Regions from separate parts of the Homo sapiens genome. Here region 1 is linked to region 2. A link is an interaction called in ENCODE POLR2A ChIA-PET data of the cell type or tissue named here. Cell type or tissue: MCF 10A. All regions are shown on one strand. Links, peaks and the distances in the headings refer to the core of each region. The heading gives the core; the rest is flanking DNA.

The links. ChIA-PET counts read pairs that join two places held together with the same protein. Peaks named below come from ENCODE experiments on the same cell type or tissue, not always from the same donor. Only the 100,000 strongest peaks of a DNase experiment are listed, where the experiment ranks them.
Region 1: POLR2A ChIA-PET joins it to region 2 with 6 read pairs; 3 of 35 experiments call an interaction of 5 or more read pairs at or near these places.

Annotation. Positions count from the first base shown.
Region 1 is chr1:179,054,377-179,064,929 of GRCh38, forward strand. It overlaps FAM20B (FAM20B glycosaminoglycan xylosylkinase), which reads left to right. Exons shown (of 8, transcript NM_014864.4): 4 at 153-262; 5 at 9,551-9,722; 6 at 9,929-10,120. Among named protein-coding and RNA genes, the nearest start is that of TOR3A, 22 kb to the right of the region's middle. In MCF 10A, for the core only: no CTCF peak of the experiment used is centred there; no DNase peak of the experiment used is centred there.
Region 2 is chr1:179,137,651-179,148,203 of GRCh38, forward strand. The region is part of intron 1 of ABL2 (ABL proto-oncogene 2, non-receptor tyrosine kinase); the gene reads right to left. Among named protein-coding and RNA genes, the nearest start is that of TOR3A, 61 kb to the left of the region's middle. RefSeq lists enhancers at 1,168-1,674, 4,993-6,192. In MCF 10A, for the core only: no CTCF peak of the experiment used is centred there; DNase peaks (open chromatin) are centred at 4,401, 5,531 and 5,901.

The DNA of each region.
Region 1 (10,553 bases), core at 3,527-8,526, 83 kb before region 2:
TTCCTAAATATATGTACCTCTAAAAAATTAGGTTTAGCTACTAGCTAAAAACCCTTTACACATTTGACATGATGAACTGTAATTTTTAAGACTGTTACTTAAAAAACATCCCCTAAGATTTTTCTCTTCTGTTCTTCAATCTTCCAAACCAGGATTCTGGGTTTCCACCGAGCCCCCTTGGTAGTTGGCAGATTTGTTAATCTTCGGACAGAGATCAAACCTGTCGCCACAGAGCAGCTGTTGAGCACCTTCCTAACTGTAGGTAAGAAGATTGTAGAGGACATTTATATAGGGGAATGATTAATAAGTTAAAATGGGGCATTGTTGAGCAAGCTGGCTCATGACTTTTAGGAATTGAAGAACTCAGTGGAATACAAAAGCAAATCAGACAACCAGCTCTCAGGTTATTTGGGAAAATGAATCTAAAGGAGATGGCAGGAAATTGAAATTTTCCTGTATACTTTGTGTTGTCTGTGACATAGGGAGTGAGGTCATTTAGTGATGGTGAAAGCAGGTGATTATTTCCTTCTGCTTTCTCTTAGAGCTATTAGTAAGTCTCAAACTCAGAATTTGGCCTAAATTGGTTATTGTTTGTATATCATTGGCTCAGTTGTTTTTACATATATAATATGTTTCCTCAGGAACTGTCTCCCATCTCCTTAGAATTGAGGAAATCTTAAGGCAACTCTTTAGGAGGCTCAGAAATTATTTTGTAAGGTTGTATTTGGACCTGGAAGATCAACAGGCCTACTCCTTCTGCAAGGGTTAACCTATAACTCATTGTGCCTGGAACTGGCTATGTTGCCCCTGGCCTCTGTTTTCCATTATCTTAACTCTGAGGTAAGAGATCTGAGCTAAAATTCTCACTCCTGTTGTTGTGAGCAAGATGAGAATGGGAAGAATTCAAAAGTGCGGTGGTTTCTTGTTTCCACCTCTTCACCTTGACTCTTTTTCAGTGATACAGTGCTCTGCATTAGGGCATGACTGTTGAAACAGACATTGCAAGATGAACTTCACCTTGCTTTTTTTTGCTAGAGTGAGTGGATTTACATTTAAAATGAGGAAAAACTGAATATTTAAAGGACTTATGACAGATTCATCATTCAGAATTTCAACTTATAAGGCTTGGGCTATACTTTTCTTATAGATAACCAAAAGCATACAATGTTAGATATTGTATCAGATATTTGTTTCAGATATTTTCTAATCACCTTTGGTTGTTCAGTTTTATGTTTAGCAAGCATGAATTCCTGGTGGGTGCTGGGATTGAGGGAAAGAGTCCAAGAAGAAGAAGCCAGGGTACCTGCTCTTCAAAGGCTCACAGATGGTCAACTCACACATTGTATGAAGTGTGGGTAAGGGAAAAGCAGAGGATTTGTAGAGGAGGTTATTAACACTTGAACTGAGTATTGAAGAACCAGTATGAGTTACCAAGGCAGCAAAGAGGAAAGGGCATTGGCAAAATAATGGGAATATTAATGAGAACAAGGGCATAAAGACTGGAAAGTAATAGGTAGAGGGATTTGGCTGGAGGTAAAGTTCTTAATAATCGTCTGACCTTAGCATAACCTTGTTGTTATTGTTGTGTTTTTAGACTTTATTGTTTTTAGAGCAGCTTTAGGTTCACAGCAAAACTGAGAGGAAGGTACAGAGATTTCCCAAATAACCGCTGCCCGTCACATGCATAGTTTCCCCCATTATCAACATCTCACATCACAGTGGTACAGTTGTTACAATTGATGAGTCCACACTGACACATCATAATCACCCAGACTCCATAGTTTACATTCCCATTCACTCTTGGTGTTGCACATTCTGTGGGTTTGGACAAATATATAATGACATGTATACATCATTATAGTATCACACAGAGTATTTTCACTGATCTAAAAATCCTCTATGTTCCACCTATTCATCATTCTCCACCCCTCTCTCCAATCCCCTTGCAACTACTGATCTTTTTACTGTCTGCATAATTTTGCCTTTTCCAGAATGTTACATAGTTGAATCACAGTATATAGCTTTTTCAGAGTGGTTTCTTTCACTTAATAATACACATTTAAGATTCCTCCATGTCTTTTCATGCATGGCTTGATTTATCATTTCTTGTTATTGCTGACTAATGTTCCATTGTCTGATGTACCACAGTTTATCCATTTACCTATTGAATGGCATCTTGGTTGCTTCCATGTTTGGGCAGTTGTGAATAAAGCTGCCATAAACATCTGTGTATAGCTTTTTGTATTGACATAAGTTTTCAGCTCTTTTGGGTAAATACCAAGGAGTGTGATTTCTGGATCATATAGTAAGAGTACATTTAGTAAGAAACTGCCAAATTGTCTTCCAAAGTGGCTGTACCATTTTGCATTCCCACCAGCAAAGAGAGAGTTCCTGTTGCTCCTCATCCTTGGCAGCATTTGATGTTGTCATATTTTGGATTTTGACTATTCTAATCTAGTAGGTGTATCTCATTGTTTTAGTTTGCATCTCCCTGATGACATATAATGTACAGCATCTTTACATATGTTTTTCTGTCATCTGTATATCTTTGCTGAGGTGTCTGTTAAGGTCTTTGGCTCATATTTAAGTTAGGTTGGTTGTTTTCTTACTGTCAAGTTTTAGGAGTTCTTGGTATGGTATGGCCGAAAGTCCTTTGTTAGATGTGTCTTTTGAAAATATTTTCTCCAGCTGGACACGGTGGCTCATGCCTGTAATGCCAGCACTTTGGGAGGCCGAGGTGGGCAGATCACTTGAGGGCGGGAGTTCGAGACCAGCCTGGCCAATATGGTGAAACCCTGTCTCTACTAAAAACACGAAAATTAGCTGGGCATGGTGGCACACACCTGTAATCACAGCTACTTGGGAGACTGAGGCAGGAGAGTTGCTTGAACCCAGGAGACAGAGGTTGCAGTAAGCTGAGATCACGCCACTGTAACTCCAGCCTGGTCGACAGAGTGAGACTCCATCTCAAAAAAAAAAAAATATTTTCTTCAAATGTATAACTTGTTTCATTCTCTTGATGCAATTTTTAAAATGTATTATTAAGTAAGTTGGCCTATAATACAAGAATAACTAAAATCTGTGTAGCCCCGGCAACCTACCCAAGTATGTTCACACTGTTACTTTATCTGATCCTTTTGACAATAGCATGCAATAAGTAGGTGAGGTGTTACCCACATTTTATACCTAAGAGTGGAGGCTTAGAAGTGTCTAATGACTTTCCCAAAGTCACAAAACTACTAATTGTTAGCCAGGATCCAAACTCAGATTTTAAGACTCTAAAATCTTTCATTAGCTTATAGTCTTTATTTATTCAGTACGACTTTATTTCACTTCTGTTTGACAGGTACTGAGCTAGGTGCTGAATATGCAAAACTGAATGACCTTCTTATCTTCAAGGATCTTTGTCTAGTGCGGGAGCCAGACATGTACAAAGGGGCTATGGACTGTTGGGGTGGGGGTGGGAATAGGGAGGTGGCCAAGAAGTTATGGCCAGGTGATAATTCGTGAAGGTGATATTTTAACCAAGTCTTAAAGGGAAAATAGCAGTCTCTTAGGTAGATACAGTGGGAAAGAATATTTTAGGTTTGTATTTAACATTTTTTGTGCTATAGATACCTTTGGCAGTCTGGAAAAGCTTACAGATCCTTTCTAAAAATAAAGGTTTTAAATACATACAGAAATTAAAATACATAGACTTATAAATGAAACCAATAATATTGAAGTATAATTTCAGTATCAAAAATTTTAAAAAGCAAATTTAGATACAGTAATATGTGCTTTGTTATTTAACACATTAAATAAGATCTATCAGATTAGTCACTACTGTGATTTCAAACTATGATTATAAATAGTATTTTGAGGTTATCTGCAACAATGCTAGTATGATATGAAAAATCCGTGATTTCTTGTAGAGACAAAGTCACATGTAATACAAATATGACGGTTTGCTCCCTGCCATCATAATAGAAGGAAATGCTAATTTTTAGTAGAGGTTAGTGAAAATAAAGATGTAATTTTGTTCCCATCCAGCTTACAGACCCTATGAGTTGACCCTGTTCCAGGTAGAGGACAGAGCCTGGACAAGGGTGATGAGCAATGAGAGAAGAGCAACAAGCTCAGGAGACTGTGCTGTTTAGCTGAAGGAAAGGATGTGTGGGGGCTGGCCAGTGAGGAAGACAGCTGGTCAGGACAGTGTCACTGAAGGGCCTGTGTACCATGCTTAGGAGTAGAGACTTTCTCTTTAGGCACTAGAAAGCCATTAAAAGAGTTTGAATATGGAAAAATCAGATTTGAATTTCAAGAGCGAATTGTGGCAGCATTGTCAAGGGTGCATTGGGAAGGGGAGAATCAAGAGCTGAGAGCACTCTGGGAGTGTTGTGAATTCATATGTAATAAGAGAACTAAAGCAGGGACAGGGAATAGAAAGATTTAAGGGCTATTCAAGAGTTGGAATGGAAAGAATTTGGTGAACATTTGGGCTGGGAGAGCAATTGAGAGAGAAGAAAAAATTAAGAATGACTCCTAGGTTTCTGGATTGGATGACAAATGATTAGTGGAGCTGTTAACTATTTTAGGAATGTAGGGAGAGGAGCATATTTAGGGAGGTGGAGCAGAGAAAGATAATGAATTTAATCTTGGATATTTTGTTTCCTTCACAGGCACATCCAGGAGTAAGTGTAGACTAATCATTTAGGAGCTAAAGCCTACAGTTTAGGAGAAAAGGCTTGGCTGAAGCCATAGACATTCTTGTCACAGTTGGTAGTTCACCCAAGGAGAGCATGGAGACTGAGTTGATCAGAAAACCAGTTTTTAAAAGTTTGGCAATCCAGGAAATAGAGGTTCAGAGCCTCAGCTCATGGTACTGAAACAGGGATATTGAACTCTGGAAAGGTAGATCGAACCATGTTATTAAAATAAGTAGCTGGCATCGATTGGTGTCTGACAATATGTCAGGCACTGTGCTAAGCATTGCCATGGATTGCCTCATTCACTCTTCACAACTCAGTGGTGGAGGAGGTACTATTGTTGTCTCCATTTTACAGAAGTTGCTTAGAGAGACTAAATTACATGCCCAGAGTCTTGCAATCTCATCATTAAACTAGTCTAAATGTTAACCCCAGGAACCTGACCTCAGACCCCACATTCTCCCTTCTAGTTATGAAGATTCTTACTTACCAAACTCAAGAGTTTGGATTGTATCCTATAGGAAACAGGTTTCCTATACCAGGCAGTATTTTGTTTGTTTTAGGGCTTTACATTTTTATTTGAATCAGTAATGGATTCACACAATTCAAAATTCAGGGAAATTCAGGCCAGGTGCGGTGGCTGACGCCTGTAACCCCAGTACTTTGGGAGGCTGAGGCAGGAGGATCACATGAGGCCAGGAGTTTGAGACCAGCCTGGCCAACATGATGAAATTTCATCTCTACTAAAAATATAAAAATTAGCCGGGTGTGGTGGTGCACGTCTGTAATCCCAACTACTTGGGAGGCTGAGGCAGGAAAATCACTTGAACCCGGGAAGTGGAGGTTGCAGTGAGCCGAGATCATGCCACTGCACTCCAGCCTGGGAGACAGAGCAAGATTATGTCTCAAAAAAAAAAAAAAAATTCTGTGAAATTCAATGAAAAATTTTCTCGTCTGTCTAGTTCCTTCCCCTTTCTCCAAGTGGCAACCTTTAACTAGTAATTTCCTTATGTCTTTTTGTATGAAATATATATATATTTTTTTATTTATCTCTACCATTTTATACAACATATGGCACACTTTGCATACTTCTGCATCTTACTTTTTTTACTTAATAGATTCTAGAAATCTGTATCACATCAAAAGAGCTTCATTGTTTTGTTGTTTCACACTGCAAAGTGTTCCATTATTTGGGTCTACCATAATTCATATAACCAGAATTTTATTGGACTTAAATGTTGTTCCAATATTTTGTTTTTACAACCAGTGTTGCCCAGAATTACCTTGTATATATGTCAGGGGTCCCCAACCCCTGGGCTGCGGAATAGTACCAGTCTGTGGCGTGGTAGGAACTGGGTTGCACAGCATGAGGTGAGGGGTGAGCGAGCATTACCGCCTCAGCACCAGCTCCTTGTCAGATCAGTGGCAGCATTATATTCTCATAGGAGCACAAGCCCTATTGTGAACTGCACATGTGAAGGATCTAGGCTGCACGTTCCTTATGAGAATCTAATACCTGATGATCTGACATGGAGCAGTTTCATCCTGAAACCATTCCCACCCAGTCCCCAACCCCTGTCTGTGGAAAATTGTCTTCCACTAAACCAGTCCCCAGTACCAAAATGGTTGGGGACCACCCATATATATTATTTCACACATGAGCAAGTATTTCTAGAAATGGGAGTGCTAGGTCAAAAGGCACGTGCATTTTAAGTTTTGATAGGTGTGGCCACATTATCCTATATAGATGTTTAACCAGTTTATATTCCCATAGAAATATATAAGAGTGACTCTTTCTGCTAGCTTCACCAACAATATGTTATTAAACTTTTGGTTTTGTGTATTTCATATGAAGCATCTTTTTGTTTGAGAGCTATTTGTATTTTCTGTTAACTGTCTTTGCATATCCTTTGCTCATTTTCTGCTGTGTCATTGGTCTTACTGACGTATAGGAGTTCATCCCTAGGGCATATAGTCTTTTGTGACATGAGATGTAAATACTCTTTGTCGAATTTTTTTTTTTTTTTTTTTTGAGATGGAGTTTTGCTGTGTCACCCAGGCTGGAGTGCAGTGGCACAATCTCGGCTTACTGCAACCTTTGCCTCTCAGATTCCAGTGATCCTCTCGCCTCAGCCTTCCGAGTATTTGGAATTACAGGTGCACATCACTGCTCCCAGCTAATTTTGTATTTTTAGTAGAGACAGGGTTTCGCCATGTTGGCCAGGCTGGTCTCAAATTCCTGACCTCAAGTGATCAGGAGTTCACTTAGTATGATAGTTGCCAAATGGTGATTTTTTTTTTGAAATGCTCTCTCTCAGCAGTATCACCAAGTGATGATTTTTGTATTTTTATTTTTTTGAGACAGAGTCTCACCCTGTCACCCAGGCTGGAGTGCAGTGGCACGATGATGGCCCACAGCAGCCTAATCTCCTGGTCTCAAGCAATCCTCCTACCTCAGCCTCCTGAGTAGCTTGGACTACAGGCATGAGTCACCATGCCTGGCTAATGTTTTTACTTTTAGTTTTATAGAGACAAGGTTTCATTGTGTTGTCCAGGCTGGTCTCGAATTCCTGGGCTCAAGTGATCCTTCTCCCTTGGCCTCCCAAAGTGCTGGGATTACAGATGTGAGCCACAGTTCCTGGTCATCAAATGATGATTTTTTTCATTCTATCGTTGCTTCTAGACCTATTAGTTGTCATTCTGTTGAAGGGTAGAACTCCCCTGCCTCCACACATTCATGTGCTTATTTATATCACCATGAACTCACTATGAGCTACAATTTATGACCATTATAATTATTTGGATGCTTAAACTGTTCCACATTTGGCCGGTGGGAACCTCTACAAACTAGTTCCTGTGTCATTTTGGAATGGTCCCATCATTCTCCAAGCACTTTCTTGCAACTGGCATAACACTGTGGTCCAGGATCATTAAAAGGAACCCTAGTTCCTTTTTTTTTTGAGATGGAGTTTTGCTCTGTCTCCCAGGCTGGAGTGCAGTGGCGCAATCTCGGCTTATTGCAAACTTTGCCTCTCAGGTTTCAGCGATCCTCCTGCCTCAGCCTTCCAAGTAGTTGGAATTACAGGTGCACACCACTACTCCTTAATTCCTTTTAATGTGGTACTAAAATGGTATTTAGGAACTACCCTGTGGGCGCTAGGTGTGCTCATTACTTCCTGGGTGTCATTGTTTCCATGTTCTCTTGAAGGACAGAGGTGGGAAATATATGTATATGTGTGCATACATACACACAAGATACATCTGTATCTTTTTCTGAATCTGTGTGTATTAAAACCATCAATTCAGGCCTGGCGCAGTGGCTCACACCTGTAATCCCAGCACTCTGGGAGGCTGAGGTGGGTGGATCATGAGGTCAGGAGTTCTGAGACCAGCCTGTCCAATATGGTGAAACCCCATCTCTAATAAAAATACAAAAACTAGCTGGCATGGTGGTGGGCGCCTGTAGTCCCAGCTACTCGGGAGGCTGAGGCAGGAGAATTGCTTGAACCCGGGAGGCGGAGGTTTCAGTGAGCCAAGATCATGCCACTGCATTCTAGCCTGGGCAACAGAGCGAGACTCCATCTCAAAAAAAGAAAAACAAAAAACAAACAAAAAAAAACACCCATCAATTCAAACTAGTATTTCCAATTCTAATTCACCACTGCAGGATTTATCCTGGCTTTCTCTCTTTCTGTATGTTTAACTCTCTTCTCCACTGGTGAGAAGCCTGGTTACTGTTACACTCAGTCTGTCTACTTATTTGCTCAACTTCCCCCCTTCCTCTATACCTACCCCTCTATGTAACCAAACTCTTGGCCACACTTGGCCTAGTACATGACCTCTTTTGCCCTCCCCTGGGCACTCTGGCCAAGATCTCAGCCCTAATGAAGAAGAGGAGGATGTTACTTTCCTTTAATTAAAGTGAGTTCAGGCCGGGCGCGGTAGCTCACACCTGTAATCCCAGCACTTTGGGAGGCTGAGGTGGGCGGATCACCTGAGGTCAGGAGTTTTGAGACCAGCCTGACCAAATGGTGAAACCCTGTCTCTACTACAAATACAAAAATTAGCCAAGCATGGTGGCATGCGCCTGTAATCCTAGCTACTCAGGAGGCTGAGACGGAAGAATTGCTTGAACCTGGGAGGCAGAGGTTGCAGTGAGCCAAGATCTTGCCACTGCACTCTAGCCTGGGCGACAGAGCAAGACTCAGTCTCAAAAAAAAATAAAATAGTGAGTTTAGAGGCCAGACATGGTGGCTCATGCCTATAATCCCAGCATTTTGAGAGGCTGAAGTAAGAAGATCACTTGAGTCCAGGAGTTTGAGCCCAGCCAGGCCAACATGGCGAAACCCCATCTCTACCAGGAAAATACAAAAATTAGCTGGGCATGGAGGCATATACCTATAGTTCCAGCTACTCAGGAGGCTGAGATGGAAGGATGGCTTGAGCCCCAGAGGCAGAGGTTGCAGTGAGCTGAGATCACGCCACTGCACTCCAGCTTGGATGACAAAGCCAGACCCTGTCTCAAAACAACAACAACAACAAAAACAAAACAAACAAAAAGTGAATTTGAAGGATACTGGTGATGGTAGTTGACACCAGAGAGTGAGACTGGGTAGAAAGGACACAGGAGGCAAGGGCAACTTACTTTTGGGTGTATATCCTTTTGTACTTTTTAAATTTTTTTTACACCGTGTGCTTTTTTATTACCTATACAGGAAAATAAATGTTTGAAATATAGTAAACTCAGGGTCTTTGTTTTCACCATGCTTATTTACTTAGCTACTCTGTTCTGCATTATTTGGGAGAGAACTTGGAGTCTTCGTTATTTCCTTAAGTGTATTTGGCTCCTTTCTGTCCTTTAGGAAACAATACTTGTTTTTATGGGAAGTGCTATTACTGCCGAGAAACAGAACCAGCTTGTGCTGATGGAGACATAATGGAGGGATCTGTCACACTTTGGCTTCCAGATGTGTGGCCTCTGCAGAAGCACCGTCACCCATGGGGCAGGACTTACCGAGAAGGCAAATTGGCCAGGTAAATGCTCCTATGAGCCATTACTTAATTCTCCCCTGTGCCTAGCCAGGTGCCAACTCTGTAAAGGAGCCAGCAGTTCTGTCCAAGAGTGAAAAGAACTGTGGAGTCAGGGGCAAACCGGTAGGTAGGAACTCTGTCTTCTCTTTGTGTGTAACAGTGCCAGGTACAGTGTTGTCACTCAGTGCTGTGATGCTGCTTGTCTCCAGGTGGGAGTATGATGAGAGCTACTGTGATGCTGTGAAGAAAACGTCCCCTTATGACTCTGGCCCGCGCCTCTTGGACATCATTGACACAGCTGTCTTTGATTACCTGATTGGCAATGCTGACCGCCATCACTATGAGAGCTTTCAAGATGATGAAGGCGCTAGTATGCTCATCCTTCTTGATAATGCCAAAAGGTGAGACCAGCAGGACTGTCCTTGTCAGGGAGGGGTTTCTGTATATGAAAGAAGGGCATTTTCCAGAGCATCCTGGAGAATATCCAGAATGCAATTGATAGGCAACATCCTTCTTTTTTCCACTTGGAGTCTTTGCTATTGGTACCTGTCCTTCTCTCCACTCTCAGGGATCTCAGTACTTCAAAAAATGGAAAAGTGGTTCTTCCAAGGAGTCTAAGACTCTATGAGCCTCTTCTCAGACAACTGGAAAACCAGGGTTATTCATTTGTTACTACCTACATCGTTCTTTCTTGGCTATGATATTTGGTGTTTAGAAGCTTGAGAAATACAGATGTAATAGAGTGTGGAATTTGTCGTTAAATTTATTCTATCCAAAGGTTCCTGCAATTAAAAAATTAATTTATTTGGTAGGATGTTTTGCTATTTTTGTGTT
Region 2 (10,553 bases), core at 3,123-8,122:
CAAAACCAGCAAATGTCATATAGTTATACCTTACTTTGTGAAACTCAGTATATTAAATTTTAAAGTTTACAAAACAGTAATTTGATCACCCTGAGGGTGAGGACAGTGATGCAATATTGAGCAGCTTCCTGGGCTCACACAATCAGGAGCTGGCCAAGAACTGGATTTCCACAGTGGACATAAGGGGCGCCACGGGCACTGTGGAGCTGCTGTGGGCCACTGACTGGAGGCCAATTCTGGACCGGGTGCCTTACATCCACAGCAAGTTTAAGAAGGATGATTGATTAAACTGATGCCTCCATGAACCCCTCTGCTGTCAGGTGGTGCCAGCTCCTCCCATGTCAGCGCCTGCTGCATCTGCAACAGCCCAAGCTCTCAGGATGGACGCTCAGGGAATCTACAGTGCAACTTAAGATTTCTTGTATTTCTGAAAACAGCTGGGGTGTTTTAAGCACACAGCATTAAACCTCACTATGAAACCTGCCCCCTGCCTGGATATTAATCATGCTGATAACTCAGTTACTTTGATTACAGCTCCAGAGAATGACCCAGGGATCTTTTCAAGCTCCAAAATGCTGCCAGTTTAGGAGAGTTTTCCAGTGGCTGTCAGATATTGTTTAATTATTATTATTGAGACAAGGTCTTGCCGTGTTGTCCAGGCTGGTCTCAAACTCCTGAGCTCAAGCGATCCACCTGCCTTGGCCTCCCAAAGTACTGCGATTACAAGCACGAGCCACCGCGCCCAGCCTGTTTAATTATTTTAAATGTTTATTGGGGAAAAAGAAATCCCTAGTAATTTGAGTGAATACCACATGCAAGGCACTGTGCTGGGCTTCAGAATATAAAGATGAGAAATCACTAATAACACCATTGGGACTCAATATGCAAAACTATCATCCATCCTTCCCTCCAAATTTGTTTCTCTCACTGAATTCCCCATTTCAGTTAATGGCAATTCCATCTTTTCAAATGTTGAGGCCAAAAACCATGGAATCCTTCATGGCTCTGAGAGGTGACAGTGTGCTGGCAGTCCTCACAGCCCTCGCTCGCTCTCGGTGCCTCCTCTGCCTGGGCTCCCACTTTGGTGGCACTTGAGGAGCCCTTCAGCGCACCGCTGCACTGTGGGAGCCCCTTTCTGGGCTGGCCAAGGCCGGAGCCCACTCCCTCAAGCTTGCAGGGAGGTGTGGAGGGAGAGGCGCCAGCAGGAACCGGGGCTGCCTGCCGCGCTTGCGGGCCAGCTGGAGTTCCGGGTGGGCGTGGGCTTGGCGGGCCCCGCACTCACACTCGGAGCAGCCAGCCAGCCCTGTCAGCCCCGGGCAATGAGGGACTTAGCACCTGGGCCAGCGGCTGTGGAGGATCTACTGGGTCCCCCAGCAGTGCCAGCCCACCGGTGCTGCGCTCAATTTCTCGCTGGGCCTTAGCTGCCTTCCCGCGGGGCAGGCCACCCACCCAGCAGTGGCAACCCACTCGGGTCCCCTTCCACACTGTGGAAGCTTTGTTCTTTCGCTCTTTGCAATAAATCTTGCTACTGCTCACTCTTTGGGTCCACACTGCTTTTATGAGCCGTAACACTCACCGCAAAGATCTGCAGCTTCACTCCTGAAGCCAGCAAGACCACGAGCCCACCGGGAGGAACGAACAACTCCAAACGCGCTACCTTAAGAGCTGTAACACTCACTGCAAAGGTCTGCAGCTTCACTCCTGAGCCAGCGAGACCACGAACTCACCAGAAGGAAGAAACTCCGAACACATCTGAACATCAGAAGGAACAAACTCCAGACACGCCACCTTAAGAGCTGTAGCACTCACCGCGAGGGTCTGCGGCTTCATTCTTGAAGTCAGTGAGACCAAGAACCCACCAATTCCGGACACAGCTCCCTTCTTGCTCTCACAAACAACATCCAATTCACTCAGAAATTCCATTGGCACTGCCTTCAAAAATATATCCAGAATCTAACCACTTCTCATTCAGTACCACTTCATGACCACCATCATCTAGGTAAGGGGACCCCAACCCCTGGGCCACAGACAGGTCTGTGGCCTGTTAGGAACTGGGCCACACAGCAGCAGGTGAGCAGCGGGCCAGCGAGCATTACCGCTTGAGCTCCACCTCCCGTCAGATTAGTGGAGGCATTTGATTCTCACAGGAGCTGAAACCTACTGTGAACTGCTCAAGCAAGGGATCTAGGTTGAATGCTCCTTATGATAATCTAATGCCTGATGATCTGAGGTGGAACAGTTTCATGTGAAACCACCGCTCCCCACCCAGTCTGTGAAAAAATTGACTTCCATGAAACTGGTCCCTGGTGCCAAAAAGGTTGGGACCACTGATGTAGACTATTTCACTAGACTCCTGATTTCCATGCTTCCGTGCTTGTTCCCTACTGTTTATTCTCAACATACCAGCCATCTTTCAGAGCATAAGTCAGATTGCTACTCCTCTGTTCAAGACTCTTCAAAGGTTCCCCATTTTAGAGTAAAAGCTAAAATCCTTAAAGGCCCTGCAAGGTCCTTCACAATTGGTCTTGCCCAGCATCTCCTGCTGCTATTCCTCTACCTTATTCTGGCCACTGACATCAATGCTATTGCTTGAACAAAGCAGGCACACTTCTGCCTCAGGACCTTTGCGCTGGCTTTTCCTTTTGCCTAAAACACTCTTCCCCATGACATTTCACCAAATGTTACCTTCTCAGTATGTCATTCTCTGATTATTCCATTTTAAAGTACATCTATTCTTGATAACACTCTCACATCCCCCACTGACTCCTTTCCTGATTTATTTTATCTCCATAGCTCTTATTACCACCAAACATAGTGTATAATTTACTTATTTATTATTATATTCATGTATCTAAGTCTCCTTGCTAAAATGTAAGTTTTATGAGGACCAGGATTGTTGTCTGTTTTGTTCACTGAACAGTGACTCCAGAACAGTGTCTACATATAAGAGGCTCTCAAAAAAGATTTGCTGAATGAATGAACTATGTATACATCCTTACTCACAGAGGATGCTATGAGAGGAAAGAATATAAAACAAAACTCTAGAGTCTGGCAAGGTTTCAGACTTAAAATTAGATAAACATTTAAACTGGATGAACGCAGGCCAGGCACAGTAGCTCATGCCTATAATCTCAGCACTTTGAGAAGCCAAGGCGGGAGGATCACTTGAGGCCAGGAGTTCAAGACCAGCCTGGGCAACATCATGAGACTTCATCAGGTGTGGTGGCTAGCGTCTGTAATCCCAGCACTTTGGGAGGCCGAGGTGGATCACCTGAGGTCAGGAGTTCGAGACCAGTCTGGCCAACATGGCAAAACCCTGACTGGGTGTGGTGGCGGGTGCCTGTAATCCCAACTACTCGGGAGGCTGAGGCAGGAGAATTGCTTGAACCCGGGAGGCAGAGGTTGCAGTGAACTGAGATCAGACTGCTGCACTCCAACTTGGGTGACAAAGCAAGACTCTGTCTCAAAAAAAAAAAAAAAAAAAAAATTAAGTATTGGCTGGGCATAGTGGCACACAACTGTAGTCCCAGCTACCCAGGAAGCTGAGGTAGGATTGTCTGAGCCTGGGAGGTTGAGCCTGCAGTGAGCCAAGATCACACCATTGTACTCCAATCTAGACAATAGAACAAAACCCTGTCTTTAAGAAAAAAAAAAATTAGATTAATAGGAATTCTGCACTGATGACAGTAGAGTGACAGACTGTCAATACGCAAGGACATGTTTATAATAAGGGGAAACTCTGAACCCAAAAGAGGACTCTTAAAGACAAGTCAACTTCCTGAAAGTTGTGTTATCTGACAAAAGGAGAAAACAGAATGAGATCTACAGCACGATTTTATGTAAATTTAGAAGATATATGCAGGCCAAACAATATTATATTTCTGAAATATGTAAAGTAATAACTATAGGATAAAAGTAATTTTTGAGGCCAAAGTACTAAAAGAACCACAACTTAGAAAACAATCCTTCTTATTCCCCATTCCCCTTCTTCCCGTCTCTGGTTTTACGGTCTTTTTGGTTGAGTCAAAAGATCTTATTTCCTTCCTTTCTTCTTTCTTCCCACTCCTCTTTTGTTCTCAAAGAACTTAGGGTCAATTTCCTGCACAATCTGTCTGCACAGGATATCCACTTAAACACCATTCTACCCATTAGCACCAAACAAAAGGAAAACTTTTTCAAAGAGAAAAACACCCTAACATTTTTCTGAAGCTAAGAACGAACATATTTTGAATCATAAAGAGTAAGGGAACTAAATGAGGGGGAACAAGATAAGGGATAAAGGCAAAAACAAAAGAAAACAAAAGCCTGTGGGAAGAGCAAGTAAATGTCAGTGTTACCCAGTAGCTATAGTCTATGTCACTTTCCTCATTGGTTAAGACAGACATGTCTGGATGATTCAGATGTACTGTATACGCCCAAATGCAAGTGTGTGGGCTGGGAATGGTTTATTTTTGAACAAAATGAAATGACTACTATAAATTAGGTAACTTAGATATCAAGTTAACTTATCTTCCATTATTCACTGCTATAGAGGTAGATCAGAGATTTAAGATGGGATAAGAGAAGACTGATTTTCACTCACATGTAAAGAACCTAGATAACAGAAATATATTATCACAATTTAAAAAAGGCATTTTTTTTCTATTGCTACAGTTGCAGGCTACAACAAAAATAAAGCAAAACAGAATAGCCACTTGTACAAAGTAAATTATCATGATTGAAAAAGTTAAAACCCAAAATAATAAAACTGAAATTGAGAAAATTCCTAAGCTTCATGTTTAATTTTATTAAAAATACTTTTCACCAGTTAGTCATTCAGTAACTTTTATCAGTTTAATTAGAAATTTGTCAGGTAGTAATAGGAGAAATTAATATTACAAATTTTTAGTTTAGGCATTTTCAAGTATTTTATAAACATTATCTTGCCAGAATTCTACTTTATCTGACTGTATATTCTCTAAGAAGCTAATAAGTTTTAATAACTTCTTTTAAAAATTATGTAAGGTAAATTATTCAACAGTTTTCAATATAGCTTAAGTTCTTCACATCAAGCCATCTATATCTTATTATTACAAAATACTACATATTATCCATACATTCTTCCATTCAGTATTTATTGAGATCCTACTATGAGATATTCCCCCAAGAAAGCACACAAACTTTCACTGACCAAGAATGAAGACAAAAACAGTAGCAGATAAGATGAATTTTTTGAAATCTTCATTCACACTTGATTAATGTGGTTATCAAGCCTCCCTGAAACTATCAACTCTGAACCATACCTGTTAAGTCGGGTAGAGCAGATTCTGAGGCCTCAGTGCACAGGCAGCAAAGTGAAGTGTCCTGATCTCTGCCATAACTATTAGGTGGAAGGAGAACTGTCCCAAGGACCATACCTCTGCCCAGAAGCACAAAAGTTAAACTGTTCTGTGTAAAGAGGAAGTCTTAGAATTCCATTCTCTGACAAGCAATACCACATGCATGTGACATTTACTCATGTACTCAGTGGCCAGAGGGAACCAATAAAATGGTGAGCATTCACAATTCCCAAAGTGGGTGGAGAGTGACCTAAAGGAAAATTTCCAGCAATCCGCAAAAGACTGAGTCAGAATGGAGTTACTTCAAAATCTCTGAGAACACTTTTAAAATGTAAGTAAAATAAAAACCAACATATATATGTATAACAAATAGCCTAATAATAAAACAATGTAGAAGTTAATATATCTCTATTTTATAGGGAGATGATGAGGTGAGACTAGAGAGAAAAGTTTCCTTGGAGAAAATCTGTTTACAATAAAACACGAAATACACTTTTAAAAGAAAGGAAACGCCTAACAAGACTCATCTTTTACATCACTTAAATAGTTCAAGAAACCACAAAGCCAAAGTCAAAGAAATAGCTGTGATCTGATTCATGAGCACAGAAGCCAAGAAATAACTGCCTTTGCTAACAATCTGGCTCTATAGCTTAATAAAGGTTAAAAACATGGCAATATAGTGTTGAAAACTTTTGAGTGTTAAAAGTTTATTTACTTATTTATTTTTATTTACTTATTTATTTTTTGAGACGGAGTCTCGCTCTGTCGCCCAGGCTGGAAGGCAGTGGCGCGATCTCGGCTCACTGCAACCTCTACCTCACGGGTTCAAGTGATTATCCTGCCTCAGCCTCCCAGGTGACTGCGATTACAGGCGCCCGCCACCACGCCCAGCTAATTTTTTGTATTTTTAGAAGAGACGGGGTTTCACTATGTTGGCCAGGCTGGTCTCAAACTCCTGACCTCGTGATCCACCTGCCTCAGCCTCCCAAAGTGCTAGGATTACAGGCATGAGCCACCATGCCCAGCCTGAGTGTTAAAAGTTTTTAAAGCAAAAAGCCCAATCTTTGTTAATAAACAGGAACAAAGTTAAAGAAAATTTAAAAACCTGAAAATGATAGTACTTTATGAGAATTAAACTAGTAAAACCTACAAATAATACATGACTTTAATGTATGATCTACAAAAATAATATTAAAGAGCGTTTGTAGGCCAGGGGCGGTGGCTCACGCCTGTAATCCCAGCACTTTGGGAGGCAGAGGTGGGTGTATCACAAGGTCAGGAGATCGAGACCATCCTCCTGGCTAACACAGTGAAACCCCACCTCTACAAAAAATACAAAAAATTAGCCCGGCATGGTGGCGGGCGCCTGTAGTCCCAGCTACTCGGGAGGCTGAGGCAGGAGAAAGGCATGAACCCAGGAGGTGCAGCTTGCAGTGAGCCAAGATCGCGCCACTGCACTCCAGCCTGGGCGACAGAGCGAGACTCCATCTCAAAAAAAACAAAAAAAAGAGTGTTTGTTTAACTGTGTATCTGAGAACACTCATTCACTCAATAAATATTTATTAAGCACCTACTATGTACCAGCCCCTGTTCTAGGTCAATATAAGTAACAGGGTAAGATAATAGGATGACAGGACTGAAACAGCCTTAGAGAAAATTGAAAAATAAAATGGTAACTTAACCTTATTAGAGAAAGAATAACTTTAATGTAGGTAATTATTAACTATTTAAAATAACAAAGCTTATGTTTTCAATAAAATTATCCTTTATAAAGCCAGTACTTTCAACATCAAGGGACAAATAAAAGAGTTAGATGACTAAAGGTTACCACAATTATGACTAAGAATTTCAAATACCAGATTGAATATCTCATTCTCCGGATTATAGAAAAAAAGGTATGGGAAAGGATCTTCATCATCCACATTCTATCCATATGTAGACTCTATACCATATGGTTTACTATTTAATCAATAAATCTTCTATTTAAATTACCAATAATTAGTAGTTACATTTTCAATTACTTATAGCATAATTTGGAATAAAGAGGAGATAAATGGATAAACAAAAGGTGGTCTATACATATAATGAAGTATTATTTAGCCATAAAAAGAATGAAATGTTGATATATGCTACAATGTAGATGGGCCTTGAAAATATGATGCTAAGTGAAATAAGCCAGACACATCAAGGCAAATATTATATAATTCTACTTACATGAAATATTTAGAATTTTTCTAGTTCTGGAAGTCTAGTTCTGCAAATGGATGGCTATACAACATTATGAATATATTTAATCCTACTAAACTGTACATCTACGAATAGTTAAAATAGTAAATTCTGATACTTTGTCATAATTAAAAATTAAAATTACTAAGGTCTCCAAAGGCCTTTTGTTTATGTTATAGCTATCAGTATTTACTATATTTGAAATTAAACCTGAAATTTTAATGAGAAATTTGAATACCTATTAATTCTAAAATAACAATAAACCCATTATGTTAATAACATATTTTTACCAAAAAGAAAACTATTTTCAAAAAAGAATTAAGAAGATAAGAGTAGCATTTTCAGTTTTTGCAAATCTCTTTAATAGGCTGAGGTGGAAAAGTGCATTACTTTAATGAACGTGACAAACTAAGGCCAGAAGCAAAAGAAGAATCTAAGCAAAGATGAGGAGGAGCGGGGGCATTCTGAGTAGACAATGTAGCAAGTTCAATGCAAAAACTCTGAGGTAGGAAAAGAACCTGGTATGTACAGGAAATAAGAAGTGTGGCTACTGTTACGGAAGTCAAAAGATGAGCATGAAACAAAGTAAGGTAGACAGGGGCTGGCCAAATCAAGTGCTTAGGGATTTAGGATTCTATTCCAAGTGCAATGGAAATCCAGTGAACAGTTTTAAGCAGGATGGCCATATGGTCTGATCTCCATTTTTTTTTTTTTTTTGAGACAGGGTCTTGCTCTGTCTCCCAGGCTGGGGTGCAGTGGCGTGATCTTGGCTCACTACAACCTCCACCTCCCAGGTTCAAGCGATTCTCCTGCCTCAGCCTCCTGGGTAGCTGGGATTACAAGGTGTGCACCACCATGCCTGGCTAATTTTTGTATTTTTAGTAGAGATGGGGTTTTGCCATGTTGGCCAGGCTGCTGATTTCCATTTTTTAAAAGACCATTATTACATGAAAAAAAATGAATTACATTGAGAACCAAATTAGAAGCAGAAAACTATGCAGTAGTTCAGCAATGGGATCATGTTGGCTTAGAATAGGATGGTGGCAGTGGAGACAAAGAAAAGTGGAAGAACTTAACGATATGGTTTGAAGAGGGAATCAACAGGGCTTGCAGATTACTTGGATACAACATAAGAGAGAAGGAGAAAATAAAGAACGGCTGCCAGGTTTTAGGCTTAACTGTAACTGGGTAGATGGCCATGTAATTCACTGAGAAGCAGCAGTAGCACAGGTTGAGTATACCTTATCCAAAACACTTGAGACCTGAAGTGTTTCAGGTTTAAAATTTTTTCAGATTTTAGAATATGTGCATATATATAATGAGATATCTTGAGGTTGAGTCCCAAGTGATATGGTTTGGCTGTGTCCCTACCCAAAATCTCATCTTGAATTGTAATCCCCATAAATCCCTACGTGTCAAGGGCAGGATCAGGCGGAGATAATCGGATCATGGAGGCATTTTCCCCCATGCTGTTCTCGTGATGGTGAGTCTCACAAGATCTGATGATTTTATAAGCGTCTGGCATTTCCTCTCCTTGTACTCACTCCATCCTGCCACCCTGTGAGGAAGGTGCCTGTTTCTCCTTTGCCTTCTGCCATGAGGAAAAAGGAAAGGAAAAAGATATATCACCCCAAAATATGTCTCTGACATAAAAATTATTTTTGAGCCTAAAGCAATGAATAGGGGAAAAGCTCTCCATATCCTCTTGCTTTTCTACCTAAAGACAGGATACAAATTCTCCTTTACTGGTGACAACTATAGACTCTTATCAGCCCAGAGATGGCCTGAGCCTGGGAGGTTGAGGCTGTAGTGAGCCAAGATCACAGCACTGCACTCCAGCCCACATGACAGAGCCAGACCCTGTCTTTAAAAAAAAAAAATTTAAAAAGTAGGCTAAGAACATGAACAGACATTTTCCAAAGATGACACATAGGTGGCTAACAAACATATGAATAAATGGTCCAATCACTAATCATCAGAGAAATGCAAAAAAAAAAAAAAAAAAAAAAAAAAACCAACTGATGTTGGCAAGGATGCAGAGAAAAGGGAACACTTATTCACTGTTGGTGGAAATGTAAGTTAGCACAACCTCTACGAAAAACAGTATAGAAATTTCTCAAAGAACTACAAGTAGAACTATACTTCAATCCAGCAATCCCACTACTGGGTATCTACCCAAAGGAAAAGAAATCATTCTATCAAAAAGACACTTGCACTCCATATATTTATTGTAGCACTATTCACAATAGCAAAATCATGGAATCAACCTAAGTGTCCATCAATGGATGACTGGAGTTTTTAAAATGTGGTATAGATATACCATGGAATACTACTTAGCCATAAAGAAGAATAAAATCATGTATTTTGCAGCAACATGGTTGGAACTGGAGGTCGTTATCCTAAGTGAAATGACTTAAAAACAGAAAGCCAAAAACCCTATGTTCTCATTGTAAGCGGGAGCTAAACAATGGTACACATGGACATACCGAATGGAATAATATATTCTGGAGACTCCAAAAGGTGGAATACTACCTATTGGGTCCCATGTCATGTATGCTATTCAGGTGATGGTTACACTGGAAGCCCAGACTTCACCACTAGGCAATATATCCATGGAAGAACTGCACTTGTACCCTCCAAATCTATAAACTTTTTTTAAAAAAGCAATAGAGAGACCTCAGCTTTTGCAAGATTAACTCTCTTTAGGTTAGTCAATAATAGTATAAGTACATGTTGTTTTATTATTCTTTGCTTTACTGTGCTTTGCAGACGCTGTGTTTTTCACAAATTGAAGGTTTGTGGCAACCCTACATTGAGCAAGTCTATCAGCACCACTTTTCTTTTCTTTTTTTTTTTTTTTTTGAGACAAAGTCTCACTCTATTGCCCAGGCTGGAGTGCAGTGGCATGATCTCAGCTCACTGCAACCTCCACCTCTCAGGTTCAAGCAATCCTCCAGCCTTAGCCTCCTGAGTAGCTGGGACCACACGTGTGTGCCATCACCCCCGGCT